Regions from separate parts of the Homo sapiens genome. Here region 2 is linked to region 1. The links are chromatin loops, found by intact Hi-C in ENCODE. Cell type or tissue: Calu3. All regions are shown on one strand.

Region 1 (8,000 bases):
ATTTTAAATACTGGGAAACACCTGGTTAAATGCTTGTTTTTGATTTTGTAACACTGAGTAATTCAGAGCTTTTAATTATTACGTAGGCATTGTGGATCTATAAGAGGGAGATACAGTACAAAGAACTTGGCAAAATGTTTAATTAATTAATGAAATATATGTGATTTCCTATGAAATAATTTTATAAGACTAGCGTTTTGTGAAACTTGCTTTGAGAAACTCTGCCTTTCCAATCTCAGCCTGCAGGATGAAGAGACACATGATTTGCTGTCTAAAATACAGCAGGCAAAATTTCTGCTAAATATTGTGCCTATCATGGATCTAGGGTTATTCAGACTGTTATATATATATTCTCGTTACCCATTACCGAATCACTAAATGATTCTCATATATTTTGTATTCTTGTTACAATATATTCAATCTATTAATCAGTATATGCTAAAGTATGCTGCAGTAAGAAATGCTCCATTAACAATGATCAAAATCTCAGTGACATAACCAAGTAGAAGTTAATTTTTAACTTATATCAAAGTCTTAGTTGAATCAGGCTGCTCTCCTTGGCAGCTCTTATCCAATGGATGGCTCGGGGTATTCTTATCTGGAATGGTCTGCCATTTATTTTGTGCCTCGTAGTAAACATATGTCATTGTTCTTAGTTTCCAACATATAAAGCTCCCACTTGGTTGAGAATGTCTCTCTTTTTGAGTATTTGTGAGAGACAGTTATTTTCTACTATAAATTACAAAATGGTAAATACTCATTTTTGTAGACTTTCTTAAAAGTAATGCATAAGCATTTGACCTAGGATGCAACAATAGTAATCAGGCTTATTTGCACATGACTACTGAATCAGGGAATCAGGAATGCAAATAATTCTAGGGATGGTACTAATTGCAACAAGATAGAATCCAGTCCACAGGCAATAATGGCAGATGTACTAGTTGCAGCATTCAGGCTTCCCTAATAACAGTGTTGAGCATTTCCACAGCAGTAGCTAGTACTTGGAAGGGCCATGGCAGATTACTGTCTGGAGCAGTTCTCAATTTGAATCTGGACAGCTTTCCTTTTTGCCATGCCTGTTCTACAACCATTTGGGTGACTCAATAAGCTATCCATATCCTTTTAGTGAATTAATAATTTTCTTTTATAGTAAAATCACTCAGATATACTTTTTTTTTTTTTTTGCTTTTAACTAAACTCTGACTGATATCTGGCACTAACATGTATCTAATCACTTTAACCTGCTTATCTCAGATGAGAATAACTGGACATCAAACATAAAATCCTCATGTAATACTAGGTAGTTAAATTGTGTTGTGATGGAAATAATGGGTTATTATAGTGACATTTAATGAGAACTGACCTTTTTGTGAAGATACAGACTCCTTTATGAAAAGGTCCTTGATTTTAAGACCAAACAAGTAAGTTGAGGGTTTTGGTAAGACGAAAGACTATATCAAGTGTCTTCTTTGATTTCTCTTCTTCTGTAAATGGCCACCTATTTAAGAGCACAGATCTCACAAATCTATAATTTAATGACTCCCATGAAGTTTAAGAATGAAATTAGGGCTGGGTGTGGTGGCTCACGCCTGTAATCCCTGTAAGTTAACAAGCCTGTAAACTTTGGGAGGCCGAGGCGGGCAGATAAGGAGGTCAGGAAATCGAGTCCATCCTGACTAACATAGTGAAACCCCGTCTCTACTAAAAATACAAAAATACTAGCCAGGCGTGGTGGCGGGTGCCTGTAGTCCCAGCTATTCAGGAGGCTGAGGCAGGAGAATGACGTGAACCTGGGAGGCAGAGCTTGTGGTGAGCCGAGATCGTGCCACTGCACTCCAGCCTGGGCAACAGAGCGAGATTCCATCTCAAAAAAAAAAAAAAAAAAAAAAGAAAGAAATCAGATGTTTTGGTTTGCACTAGTGAATTAATCAAGCCTAAGACCATTCTGAAATATAATATTTTTTGTTTTGTGTTTCCATGTGAAAATGTTATTGATTATATAATTAATGCATTTAATTAGAAGAGTATTGATATTAAAGTTTCTAGGCTAGAGTGTATGAACTGGAGTTTGAATGCTAATAATAGAAAATATATATGTAATGCAAGAAAAATATCATGTAAAACAGGACTCAAGTTGCTGGGTCAATATGTAACACTTATCTAACTGAAAGTATGTTTAAAATAGAATCACTTTTACATATTGAAGTGAGTAAAAGTATGCCACTAACCAGATGTCATAAAAATCCGAGAACAGAATATAAGAAAAGAGTTTGATAGAAAATAGTACAAAAATCCCAAAAAGAATGGTTTAAAATTAGATTTAAAAAGTGAAGAAGGTTATATGTGTGTTACATGCCATCACTTCAAATAAAGTTGTACAAACTGAATGTTTTCCAGCCAATCATCTGTGGGAGAAGTAAGAAACAAGAATAACTGTACTATAACATGTTTTTGGATATTTTCAAAACATCTCAATAATTTCAAGTCAATGTGCCACTTTATACGTTTTAAATCTTTATATTATATGCATCATAAAACTTAGCATTGATCTAGAATATTATGTGTAAACCTATAATATTGTTTACAATTTTAGATTATTAAATGCTTATAAAATATTATCCTAGTTATACTAAACTATCAGAAAAATAGATTCTCTATTTTATAAAACAAAACAAAATAGAATTATTAAATAAATAATTAAAATAATTAAAGTAAATTGAAAACGTATTTCGGAAATTGTTTCATAGAAGTGCCCAAAGCCAAATGAGGTGAGACATTTCACAAGGTATTGTCTCTCATTCCTGGAAGAAACCTGTGGCTAGGGTGACACAAAAGTTAAAGGACAGGACCACATTCAATGCTTGTCACACACCATAACATATGGTATTTTTTTTCCTCTTAGGTACAATGCTGTAAATGGTAGGTAATTTGTCTAAATCATCCTTGAGATATAATGTGAAGAAAATGACAGACATTTTTAAGCTAAGTGAACCCAAAATTAATTTGAAATGTCCTCAAAATATAAGAAACTAAGTCAATTTATTGATTGTAGCTTCTTTAATTAGTAGATATTTCTCCACTTAATTACACAGAAAACAAATTTGACTGCAACTAGCATGGAAAATCTAAATCATATTATTTTTGTTCCTATTATGATATTCGTTTTTCATATGAAAAGTCTTAACATTTTTAATTCAAACTAATGTGTGCAAAGATAGGCACACCTCATTTTATTGAGCTTTACTTTATTGTGCTTTAGAGAGAGAGATTTTTTTTAAAAATTAAAGGTTTATGTCAACTTTGCATCTAACAAGTCTATGGCTCCATTTTACCATCAGCATATGCTCACTTCATGTTCCTGTTTCACATTTTGGTAATTCTAACAATTCAATTTATTATTATTATTATTTGATCTGTTATTGTAATATGTGATCAGTGATCTTTGATGTTACTATTGTAATGGGTCTGAAGTGCCACAAATTATGCTTCTATAACATAGCAAATGTAATCCATAAATGTTTTTGTCCTGACCACTCTACCCACCAACTGGCTCCTCCCTGTGTCTCACTCTTTTCCTCTCTCTCAGTCTCTCCTTGGGCCTCCCTATGCCCTGAGACACAGCAGCATTGAAATTAGGCCAATTTATAACCCTACAGTAACTTATAAGTGTGCAAGTGAAAAAAAGAGTTAAACGTCTCTCTCACTTTAAAGTAAAAGCTGGAAACAATTAGGCTTAGTGAAGAAGGCATGTCAAAAGTCAAGATAGGTCAAAAGCCAGGCCTCCTGCACCAGAGTTAGCCAAACTGAAAGAAATTAAAGTGCTGCAGGGAGCACATGGATGATAAAAAAGCAAAATAGAACTGTTGCTGACAGGGAGAAAGTTTGTATGGCATGAATAAAAAGTTAAATCCGCTGCAATATTCCCTTAAGCCAAAGCCTAATTCAAAGCAAGGGCCCAAGTCTCTTCAATTCTGTAAAGGCTGAGAGCAGTGAGAAAGCTGCAGAAGAAAAGTTTGAAGCTAGCAGAGGTTGGCTCACAAGGTTTAAGAAAAGAAGCCACTTTCATATCATGAAAGTGCAAGGTAAAGCAGCAAGTGCTGATGTAGAAGCTGCAGCAAGCTATCCAGAAGATTTAGGTAAGACTGCTGATGAAGGTGGCAATACTAAACAATAGATTTTCAACATAGATTAAATTTCTATTGGAAGGAGATGCCATCTGTGACTTTCATAGCTACAGATAAGAAGTCAGCGTTTGTTCAAAGCTTCAAACGACAGGCTTACTCTCATTAGGGACTAATGAAGCTAGTGATTTTAAGTTGAAGCCAGTGTTCATTTACACTTGTGAAAGTCTGAGGGTCCTTAAGAATTAAGTTGCATCTACTCTGCCTGTTCTTCAGAGATGAAACCAGGCCTGGGTGATAGCGCCTCCGTTCACAGCGTGGTTTACTGAATATTTTAAGCCCACGATTTATACCCACTGCTCAGAAAAAGTTTTCATTCAAAATATTCCTACTCAATGACAGCACACATAATCACCCAAGAAAGAGCTCTCATGGTGAGGTACATGAGAATTCATGTTGTTTTCATGCCTCCTAACACAACATCAATTCTGCAGCCCGTGGATCAAAAACTAATTTTTATTTCTAACTCTTATTATGTAAGAAATACACTTCATAAGGTCATAGCTGCCACTGATAGTCATTCCTCTGATTTATGTGTGCAAAATAAATTGAAAACATTCTGGAATGGATTCACTATTCTAGATACTATTAAGAGTATTTGTGATTCATCTAAGGAGGTCAAGATATTAACATTAACAGTTTAGGAGAGGTTAATTCCAACCCTCAGGATTGACTTTCAGTGCCTCAAAATGTCAGTGAATGAAGTAACTGCTGATGTGGTGGAAACAGTAAGAAAACTAGAATTAGAAGTGGAATCTGATGATGTGACTGAATTTCTGAAATCTTATGATCAGACTTTAATGGATAAGAAGTTGCCTGTTGGATGAGCACAGAAAGTGTTTCCTTGATGGTCTTCTGGTGATGGTGCTGTGAACATTTTAAAAATGAAAACAAAGAGTTTTGAATATTCCATAAACTTAATGGATAAAGCAGCAGCAGTTTTTGAGAAGATGACTCTAATTTTGAAGACATTCTACTGTGGATAAAATGCTATCAAACGGCATTGAATGCTCTGTGTGTGTGTGTGTGTGTGTGTGTGTGCGCGCGTGTGTGTAAAAGGAAGAGCCGTCTGGGCGCGGTGGCTCATGCCTGTTATCCCAGCACTTTGGGAGGCCAAGGTGGGTGGATCACGAGGTCAGGAGTTCAAGAACAGCCTGACCAATATGGTGAAACCCTATCGCTACTAAAAATACAAAAATTAGCCAGGCGCGGTGGCAGTTGCCTGTAATCCCAGCTACTCGGGAGGCTGAGGCAGGACAATCGCTTGAACCTGGGAGGCAGAGGCTGCAGTGAGCTGAGATTGTGCCACTGCACTCCAGCCTGAGTGACAAAGTGAGAATCTGTCTCAAAAAAAAAATAAAAAGGAAGACCCAATCAATGTAGCAAACTTCATTGTTGTCTTATTTTAATAAATTGCCATAACCACCCCACTCTTCAGCAACCACTAGCCTGATCAGTCTCCACCAGCAAAAGATGACAACTGGCTGAAGGCTTAGATGATTGTTAGCATTTTTGTGCAATCAAGTATTTTTATATTAAGGTATGTTCATTGTTTTATTAGATGTATGCTGCTGCTCACTTAATAGACTACAGTCTATTTATTCTATAATGTAAACATGAATTTTACATTGACAATGCACCAAATAATTTGTGTGACTCACTTTATTGCAATGTTCCCTTTATTGCAATGATCTGGAACTGAATCCACAATATATTTGAGATGTACCTGCAAGTAAATGCTGTGCAATTTTTTTAGTATTTTTAATAGAAAAAGACAAAGTGTTTAGACATTTTACTTCATGATGCTGAAAGCATATTTTAAACTATGAATTATTTATAGGATAGAAATTTTGGTGTATATTACATGTTTATTTTACTTAGAATTTTTTTAATGTTGCTTGATTGGATTTTTTGTTATTATTTACATGTTTCTGAGTCAGTTTATATTAAAAGTATTTGACCACATGGCTTTCTGGCTTTAGAGACAAAATTACTTGGATTTGGCTCTTAGTTCCATCATTTGAATTTTTAATCTGAGTGTGATCTAAAGGTTTTGATTTTTTTAATACCTGTAAAATAGATTTACTTATGTCATAATGTTATTTTGGAGAATAAATGAGGAAATGTACATAGCCATGAGATCAATTAATAATTACTACCAACTTCTAGAAGTGCTTAATGGTATATAGAACACTTTTCTATATAGTATATTAAAATTTGATCCTTACATGAATCTTCTGCGTAGATATTATGAGCTTTACAGGTAGGAAAATAGAGACGAAAAAGGTTGAGTGACTCAGATAATTAATAATAGACCTAAGGATATCATACCAATTTTTACTTCTTTGTTCAATTATGTTTCCAACATAATTGTTTAGACTAATAGAAAATAAAGTAACATATAAACAGAAAATCAAGAATGTGAAATGTGGAAGTTAAGACTTTTTTGAGATGCCATATTTAATTTTAATTGGAGAGGCGTAAGAACGTAATCATTGTAAATGCTTAGATGCTTTTAGTGTGTATGCCTTTGTATATATTGGACTTAAAAGATAGCTCCATTATTTTATACAGCATCTTAAGGTATGGATCACAAAATAATAATATTAATGCTTATTAATCTGATACAGTCTTAATCGGTTTAAAAATGTTACAGAACATTATAATTCCATTATTTTCATGTAAAACTAAAAATTCCAGTATATTTCCACTTCTATAATTTTACATAGGAATACATTCCAGAATTAAATATCCCTATAACAACTATTTTACTTTTTTAAGTACTTGCTCATATATTTGCCTGATGTAAGAATTTTGTATTTAGAAATTAAAAAATACTTTTGTCAACTAAAAATACAACTCCATAATAATCATCGTAAGTGTAAAATGCATTACGATAAATATTTACTTGTCTATTTCAACAAAAAAGTTTTTTGGTCATGATTACTAGAAATAAAAGCAACCAGTTTATAGAGATATAAGGAATACGAGTATTCACAATAAATAACACAGTATTTACATATTGACTCTAATACAAAAATATCATTTTCAAGTATGCACACCCACATTCACCTGAGAGAGACCAACTAATCAGGAGAATACTGCATTGTAAATGAAAATATAATACACATTTTAAAAAAAGAAAAAATGTATAACACAACAAACAAAAAATAAACACAGGACATTTTTGCAATTTAATTGTTTCATTCAATTTAAAATATTGTCTTGGAGTATTACAGTTAACATCTTAAAAATAAATTCCAGAAAATATCTAGACCGTAAGTATCTTACATTCAAACTTGAAAAAAACTAGCATTTGCAAGAAGAGAAAAACACATGAAAAAAATTGCAATTAAAATGTCACAATGAAAAGCAAACAAATTTAGAGTCATCTTGTTTAAACCACACATTTAAAATAACTAAATAAGACTCCATTGTGCTAAATATTGTCCTTTGTAATTATAAACCCAGCTAATTTGCCATCTGTGGAAATGAAGCTAGGCTATTGCAAAGAATTATAAAAATGGAATAGTTTGAATTGCATATGTGGGCCAGCAGATGTCACTCTTGTTAAAAGACTGAGTAATCGTTCCTGAAGGGTAATTGTCCCCTATGGTGGTGGGCAGAATTTCAACAAGTGAAGGATTAAGCCCTGACCCTCTTTTCACCTCCCCACCTACTTTACACTAATGACAACAGAATCAGTAAATTAGAAATGTCAGCTGCTTTGCCATCAGTTTCCAAAGCTGTTTGGTCTAACTATAATTTATGGTCAATGGTTATATAAGCAGCATTGCCAAATCTCTGTAATTATTACAG
Region 2 (8,000 bases), 380 kb after region 1:
CTTGTCTCTTTTAGTATCAGGAAGTAAACATTACATTTGTGAGGCCCAGTCACTTGATAATAGGCTTGGAAAATGAATCTGGGGATTAACCTTCTACTTAACCAGTTACTTCTTTTTCAGATTATTATTTAAAATTACCCAAAACTTTAATTATCTGTCAGGAATCTCAACAGGGCATTGCTTTTTATTTAGAATGTGAGAACAGTTAATTTTCATGTTTAAACACATTTTAAATTGATACGTTAAGCTATTTTGTCTATCTTCTTTATATTTTCTAAGGTTTTATTGACTTTTCAGTATGCTTTTATTTCTATTATACTGGGTTTGCTTGCTTGTCTCTGTTTCGTGGTATTTGTTTGCTTTTTAGTGCCGTAATGTCAAAAAATATGCTCATCCAACTGGGTTTAATGATACATTCTCTCCTCTCAGTTTTGCAGAATTGAATAAAAATATCTAACAAAAAGAAAAAATTAATTAAAATGATGCCCCTATATCTTACCGTCATGATTACAAAAATATTATTTACATAAAGAAAAACGTGAACAAAACAAAGTACCAAAGAATATCTATTCTCTGCCATAAAGTATTTTACCCATAAAATTATAATGAAGAGAATTTAGATAAGAGTAACGAAGAATATATTTGGGTCAAAGAAAATGATATTATCTTTCAACTTAATTTTGCATCTTGGGGGATAGGGAGTTACAACCTGTTTCTATGTTCATTCCAGATTTTCATTACTGAGCTTATTAATTATAGGTTAATTCTTTTTATATGATTTAATATTTTTATTGCATTTTGACGCTGCTATTTTCTACAGTACAGTGGACTACACTAGAGAATATACTGGGCTTGAATTTTACAGGTTTATGCATATTTTCAGATATCCTGAAAACACTTTTTAAAAATATAACAAAACTATAAAACACACTCTCTTTTCCTTTGTATATAAATTTATTTGTACCTTAGTATATTCATACCACTTCTAAGTAATAAAAAAAGTTGCGTCTATTTTCTTTCAAAGGATGCAATGAGAATGAAAATCAAGACACAATGCTAAAAGTATAATAGGAACCTGTAGGATGTTAATTGTTATTTGATATTGCTGTGTGATAATGTCTCATAATTGCCACTTAAAGTAAGGTACAGCAAGACGTAGTGTAATGTCTTTGATAGTTTGACTGAAAGATAATTTTTCTAAATATTCTAAGAGCAATGAGTCACTGCAAAGAAACTAGAGAGCAAAAAAGGCGGGAAACATTTATCACCAACTTGTAAAGGGAGAAATGTCCTCTGAAGAAAAATATCACAATACAATATGGTAATAATTACTTAACTATGTTTGAGTCTACATTGCCTAAATTTATTCTACTTTGGCTAGAAACAACATTAATATGTACATGCAGGTCTGAGTTTGGTAAATATATTATTAATATGATTTTATCACCTTATTAAACAAGAAAAACAGCTAAGGTAAAAATCAATTTGAAAGGAAAAGACTTGAAATTATCTTTACAACCCTGTGGAAACAGACCTAATTTTATGTGTTACTGCAAAAGGAGAAAACAGAATAAAAGCTATGATAAAATTATACAAGAGAGACTAAACCCCATTGAAAATATGAACCATAAAGAAATAAATCCTTAGTATTATGTAAGCAGAGTACTCTTTACACAGATGAATGTAAGTCTTCACAAAAAATATATACTTAGTTTTCTATAAATAACATTTTGCTGTATCTTATTTTGGTAAAATGTATGCATTATTAATGAGACAGTGACCATTTTTATTAACATTTCTTTGTGTTAATTTTTACATCAAAAGATTAACTTAAAATGCAATGTGTTAATAGTGTATTAGTAGTAATAATATTAATCATGCATTGTATTTTAAATTTATCTTTAGGATTGTAATGTACAGGTAATGAATTTAATGGGAACTATAATAATCATGCCGGTATCTTTTCTAAAATGGATATAAATTAATTCCCACATTTTACATTAAATTAAACAATTTATGGCTAGTCAAAGTGCATTTTACTATAAAATTTCATTTGATATATAACAAATCTATTAGAATACTTATTATATTTTTCCTAAATAATATCTATGAAACCATAAATTTTTGTAATATATTTTGAAATTTGATAGTGTTGAGTAACAGTTTCTATCTCATATCTTTGTTTCTATTTTATCCAATAATTTATTTTGTCAATCATCTAATAGTATATTTAATTAGGGCACTGTGGCTTAATGATATAGATAAAAAATGACATTAACATTATATAATTCCAAATTAAGGAAAGATTTGCCTTATTCTTAGTAGAAAAGGAGCTTCACACTTACACTTTTAACAAAGTAGGTTAATTTTTACATAAGTACATAGAATTCTATATATCTAAAATATTTTAGGAATTTGTACAACCAAACTTGGCTCCCAGGACCTACAATAAGTTCAGGATTATTTAGATTCATAACTTTTACCACTTTTTAAACTTGCTGCTTCCACTTAAAATTATTTGGCAATTACGTGCATGTTAGTACTGAGATTAGTCAGGATCCTAGAAGGAGTACATCTCAGAAAGTTTAATAAAAGAAATATTCACCAAAGAAAACAAAATAGGAAGAGTACAGCACTCCTGAGTTTACATGATAGATACCATTGGGCACCTCTGGGCAAGAGGAGGGACCACTTACCTAAATCCAGAGTAGCTGTATGAAGACGACCAACTCTCAGGAGCTGTGGGAAAGACACAGACCACTGAAGTTAACCTGTCAGAAAGATAATCAGGAGAAACAATATCCTGAATTATCTTTCCTCCACTTCTCTGTTCTCCTGAAAATATCTCCTATTGGCCAAATCCAACAAGATAAAGTGCAAAAGAACTCATTGGTACAAACTACAATCTTAGCCTCCTGAGATAAAGAACTGAGTGGAGAAGACAAATGGTAGTATTGGGAGTACAAGTTGAGCATCATAGACACTACAAACATTATGGTCAACATTTTAAGAGAAAAAACATCATCAATTTTTTTCTGTAATTGGGAGAGTAATTCTATATGTCTCTGGAATAGAAAAAAAGGAGAACAGCAGAAAAAAAGGAGCCAGATAGACAATGAGGAGCAGACTGTTAGTTCTAACACTACAGATTGAGTCGGCCTTTAAGCTATAGAAAAGGATGAGCAAAGTTTTGAGAAGAGTTGTGGCCAATCATATTTGTTCCTCAGAAACATCATATTGTCTATGATTGATTGTATGGAGGTGGTCAAAGAAAGGGTAGGCCAGAGTGACATGATTTCTGAATGACACCTAAGAAGCAATATATTTCATACACTGAAAGCAACAGATTACAAGATGTAAACAAAGTTTATGGTAAGGGAATGAAAGATAATTAGATTAATTTTAGTCATATTTAATTATAATATTTAGTAGAATAACCAATATTTGAAATTAAAATTTCAAATAAACAGATATGTTTTTATGGTCTTTAAAAAAATGATGAGTTGGCAGTAATAAGTTGGAAATCATCAACATATATTGGCAAATAAAGCCAAGCTAGAGCAAGAAAAGTGCCTGGTAGGAAGGCACATATGGGCTGAAAATGGAAAACAGTTCAAAGGAAAGCTCAAGATATATCAAAAATGTAAAAGTATTGCTCAGTGCTGAGTAATAAATTATTGGACTCATAATTAAAAGTAGTACTTTATTCCAGGAATTGTTTTAGGTCCCTGGGACACCATGGTAAAGAAGATATACCTTAGTCTTGACTTCACAGAACCTCCTGTCAGTGAGTAAAAAAGAGAAAACCATATAAATAACAAGTATAATATTATCAAGTAGAATTAGTGTTAAAGAAATAAACAGATTTAAATGACAATTCGTATGTTAACATATTTAGGTAAGGTCTTTTAAAGAAATAGTTGTTTGGATTGCTGGCTGAAAGCAGAGAAAAAGCTATCAACATGATGTGTAAGAGTAGAGTATTAACAAGTTATTTGAAAAGTCAGTGGTAAGGCTATATGTTTTTACCAATATCTTAAAGATAGTTGATATGTTTTCCTCAAAAAGTTTTATAATTTTTGTTTTTAGCTAGAGTCCTCCAGTTAATGACCATTGTCATTATCTTTCCTTTTATTTAGATTACTTATTTCTCTCAAAAATATTTTGAATATTTTAGTAGTATCTCTAATGTAGTTTAAGTAAACAAAGATATCTTTAACAAGATATTAAATTTTAAAAATGATAAAATTTTAAAAATAATAAAAATAAATAATTGAAAATAAATTTAAAAAATCTTGGTCTTTTAATCAACATTTAGTAATAGGGATCAGATGTACACTTCTTTCTAAAAAAAATAATGAATAAAATATATGAAACAGTTTAAAGGCGATGGACATCAGACAATGAAGACCATGGTCCCTGAGATTCTGGGAACAAATAAAGTGAGCGCTGGGTTTGTTTTAATTCACTTCCTTGTATGAGTTTCCTGGCAGCAGGACATTGGAGGGAGAAATTCAGGAATGTCCTAATAAAACTTGCAGTTAGGAGATGAAGCCGAGAGTCCAGGGAGATTAAACATCAAGAGAGTTCAGAACAGAATGCTAAGGAAAAAAATTCTACAAAGGGAAAAAATTCTCGATACCTCTGAAGGGTTGTTCTTCTACAGTTGGCTGAGTACAGATAAGTCCATACCTGTAAGGAAAACATCCTAGGTCAGAATAACAACCACCTGAATAGATTAGGTACCAACACATGGCCAAAAATAGTGTCTGTTCTCAGAAGCCACAGTGAATTTCTCATAATTCACAGGGCATTGGGTAGGGTATTCAGAAGGTCTTGAGTCAGTAGTGGGGTATAATTAATCTTGGACGAAACACTTCACTACTCCTATCAAACAGTTCTTACAAACGGGACTCCCCTTCCCAGTAAGCATTTTCTAAGTAGTTAAACTAGATTGCAAGCCAATATTTATAGAAATATGTAAATATCCAGTACTCAACAAGATAAAAAAAACTGCTTGGTAGCTAAGCAAAAATTACTATGCATGCAAAAAATAGAAATAACTAATAAGGAGAACAACAAACAACTTGAAAGACACTCAAAAGTGGCACAAACGGTATAACTGCTATACAGGGATATCTAAAAAGCTATCATAATCATAGGCATTCCTTCCCCCCCATAAATGTTTTCTCCATACTCAAAATTTAGGTGGAGATATGAAAGATATATTTTAAGTCAGAGTTGTAGAAGTGTAAAATATAATGCTGAAAAAAAATGCAGAATGGAAATTACACTTCGCAGAGGAAAATATTAGTAAACTTGAAAATATAGCAATAGAAAAAAAATCTATCTATCTATAAACAGAGAATAAGTAGAATTATAGAATACATACGCAGAGCACCAGTGAATGGTGAGACAAATTCAAGCTGCCTAATACATACGCAAATAGAATTCATAGAAGATGAAAGATGAAAAGAAGGAAGAACAGTAAACAAGAAATATCTAACATGGGCCAGAATGTTTACAAGTTTGAATAAAAGTGCCATTCACAAGATCCAAGAAACTCGACAAACTCCAAGCACAAGAATTATAAACAAAGCTACACCAAAGAACGTCATAATGAAATCATTGAAAACCAATGATTAAAACAAAATCTTGAAATCAGTCAAAACAAAAAGGCATGGTATGGACAGAGGAACAAATATCTTAAACAATGCAAGTCTGAAGAGAGTTGGGCAACATTTCCCAAGTACTGAAAGAAAACAAACAAAAAAAGCATGCAAAACAATTCTCCATCCAGAATTCCATAATTGGTAAAATATCTTTTGAAAATGAAGGCAAAGTAAAAATCTTTCCATGCAGACAAAAGCTTAAATAACTTACCAGTAGATCCACTCTACATGATACGTTGAAGGAAGTTTTTCAGGCAATAATAAAATTTTACCAGATGGATATATAAATTTGCACAGACAAATTCTTCTCATTATTTACATCACTTTAAAAAAATAGAGAAGAAGTTCGAGCAAGCTGGCTGAACAGAAGCCCTCCTTAATTGCCCTATCCACACGCACATCCAATCGAACAACTATCTACACAGAAAAAGCACTTTCATAAAAACCAAAAATCAGGTGAACAATCACAGTACCTGGTTTTAACTTCATATCACTGAAAGCAGAACGGAAGAGGGCAGAAAAGACAGTCTTGAAATGCTAACACCATCCTTCATTCTCTGGCAGCAGCTGCATGGCATGGAGAGAGAATCTGTTTTCTTGGGGGAAGGAGAGCCTAGTGACTGTGGAGCTTTGCATTGCAACTCAGTGCTGCCCTGTCACAGCAGAAAGCAACACTGGGTAGAAATCAACTGGCACTTACAGAAGGAACATTTAGACCAGACTTAGCCAGAGGGAAATTGCCCATTCCAGCGGTCAGAACCTGAGTTCTGGCAAGGCTTATCAAAAGAGCTAAATTGCTCTGGAGTCCTAGATAACTTTGAAAGAGACAGCAGTTTGGGGGCAATAGTTGGTGCTGTGCTGGGCTTACAGCCAGTGGACTTGGAGGACATGTGACTTGGTGACACACCAGCTGGGGTAGCAAAGGGAGTGCTTGTGTCACCCCTCCCACAACCCCAGGCAGCAACTCACAGCTTTGGGAGAGACCTTCCTTCAGCTTGAGAAAAAGTGAAGGAAGACTAAAAAGGACTTTGTATGGCAATTTAGATACTAACTCAGCCACAGTGGGATAGGGCACCGGAGACCTGAGATCCCCATTCCAAGCCTTATCTCCTGAAAAACATTTCTCTACACATCCTGGGCCAGAAGGGAACCCACTGCTTCGAAAGGAAAGGCTAAGTTCTGGCAGGATTCATCACCTGCCAAGTAAAAAGCTTTTGGGCCCCAAATAATCAGTTTTTGGGCCCCAAATAATCAGTAGTGGTAACTAGGCATTACTTCTCATGGGACTTGAATGAGACTCAGAGAAGTGCTGGCTTCAGGTGTGACTCAGCACATTACCAGGTATGGTGGCTACAGGGAGAGACTCCTTCTTTTTCAGAAAAAGAGAAAGAACAGAAAAGGGGACTTTGTTTTGCAGCTTAGGTACCAGCTTGGCCACATTGGGGTAGAGCAACAAGCAGGCTCTTGGGGTCTTGCATTCCAGGCCTTGGCTCTTAGATGGCATTTCTGTACCTGGACTGGGCCAAAGGGGAGCCCATTACTTTGAAGAGAAAGTCCCAGGCCTGGTAGCATTCACCACAATCTGACTGAGGAGTACTTGGTCCTTGAGTAAAGCTCAGTGGTAGCCTGGCACTACTTGCCACAGGCCTGGGACAGTGGTGTCTTTGGGAATAGACTCTTCTGCTTGTGGAAAAGGGAGGGAAGAATGAGAACTTTGTCTTATGGTTGAGTGCCAGCTCAGCTACAGTTGAATTAAGCTCTACGTAGATTCCTAAGATTTCTGACTCCAGGCCCTGGCTTTTGAATGGCAACTCTGGACCTTCCTGAATCTGGAGAGAACATGTTACCCTGAAGTGAAGGACACAAGTGGGGATGACTTCATTGACTGCTGATTGTAGAGCCCCAGGGCCTTGAGGGAACATAAGCAGTAGCCAGGCAGTGGTTACTGCGGGCCTTGAGCAAGACCCAGAGCTGTGCTGGCTTCCACTTTGACTCAGTGCAGTCCCAGTGGTGGTAGCTACAGGGGACCACTGTCACCACTTCCCCAGATTCAGGGAGCTCAGCACATAGAGAAAGACTCTATGTGATGAAGAGATCAAAAGTCTCTGTCTGGTAATCGAGAGAGTTCCTCTGAATCTTATCCAAGACCACCAAGGCAGTACCTCTATGAGCAATAGCATTAATGGGCTTGGGGTGCCCCCTAATGCAGATATGGCTGCATGACCAAAAACTTAGATCACAACACCCAAGTCCCTTAGAAAACTTATAATGCCTTCCCAAGAAGGATGGGTACAAATGGGCTCAGATTTCAAAGACTACAATAAATAC

The links. A loop is a pair of places that touch in the nucleus more often than their neighbours do. Peaks named below come from ENCODE experiments on the same cell type or tissue, not always from the same donor. Only the 100,000 strongest peaks of a DNase experiment are listed, where the experiment ranks them.
Region 2: it touches region 1 in a loop (4-fold over the local background); 3 of 110 quality-filtered maps call a loop at or near these places.

Annotation. Positions count from the first base shown.
Region 1 is chr1:104,640,608-104,648,607 of GRCh38, forward strand. No RefSeq gene overlaps it. Among named protein-coding and RNA genes, the nearest start is that of AMY1C, 890 kb to the left of the region's middle. In Calu3, no CTCF peak of the experiment used is centred here; no DNase peak of the experiment used is centred here.
Region 2 is chr1:105,020,412-105,028,411 of GRCh38, forward strand. It overlaps LOC105378880 (a long non-coding RNA gene), which reads right to left and starts at 4,691. Exons shown (of 3, transcript XR_947657.1): 1 at 4,643-4,691; 2 at 2,697-2,739. RefSeq lists a silencer at 6,883-7,083. In Calu3, no CTCF peak of the experiment used is centred here; no DNase peak of the experiment used is centred here.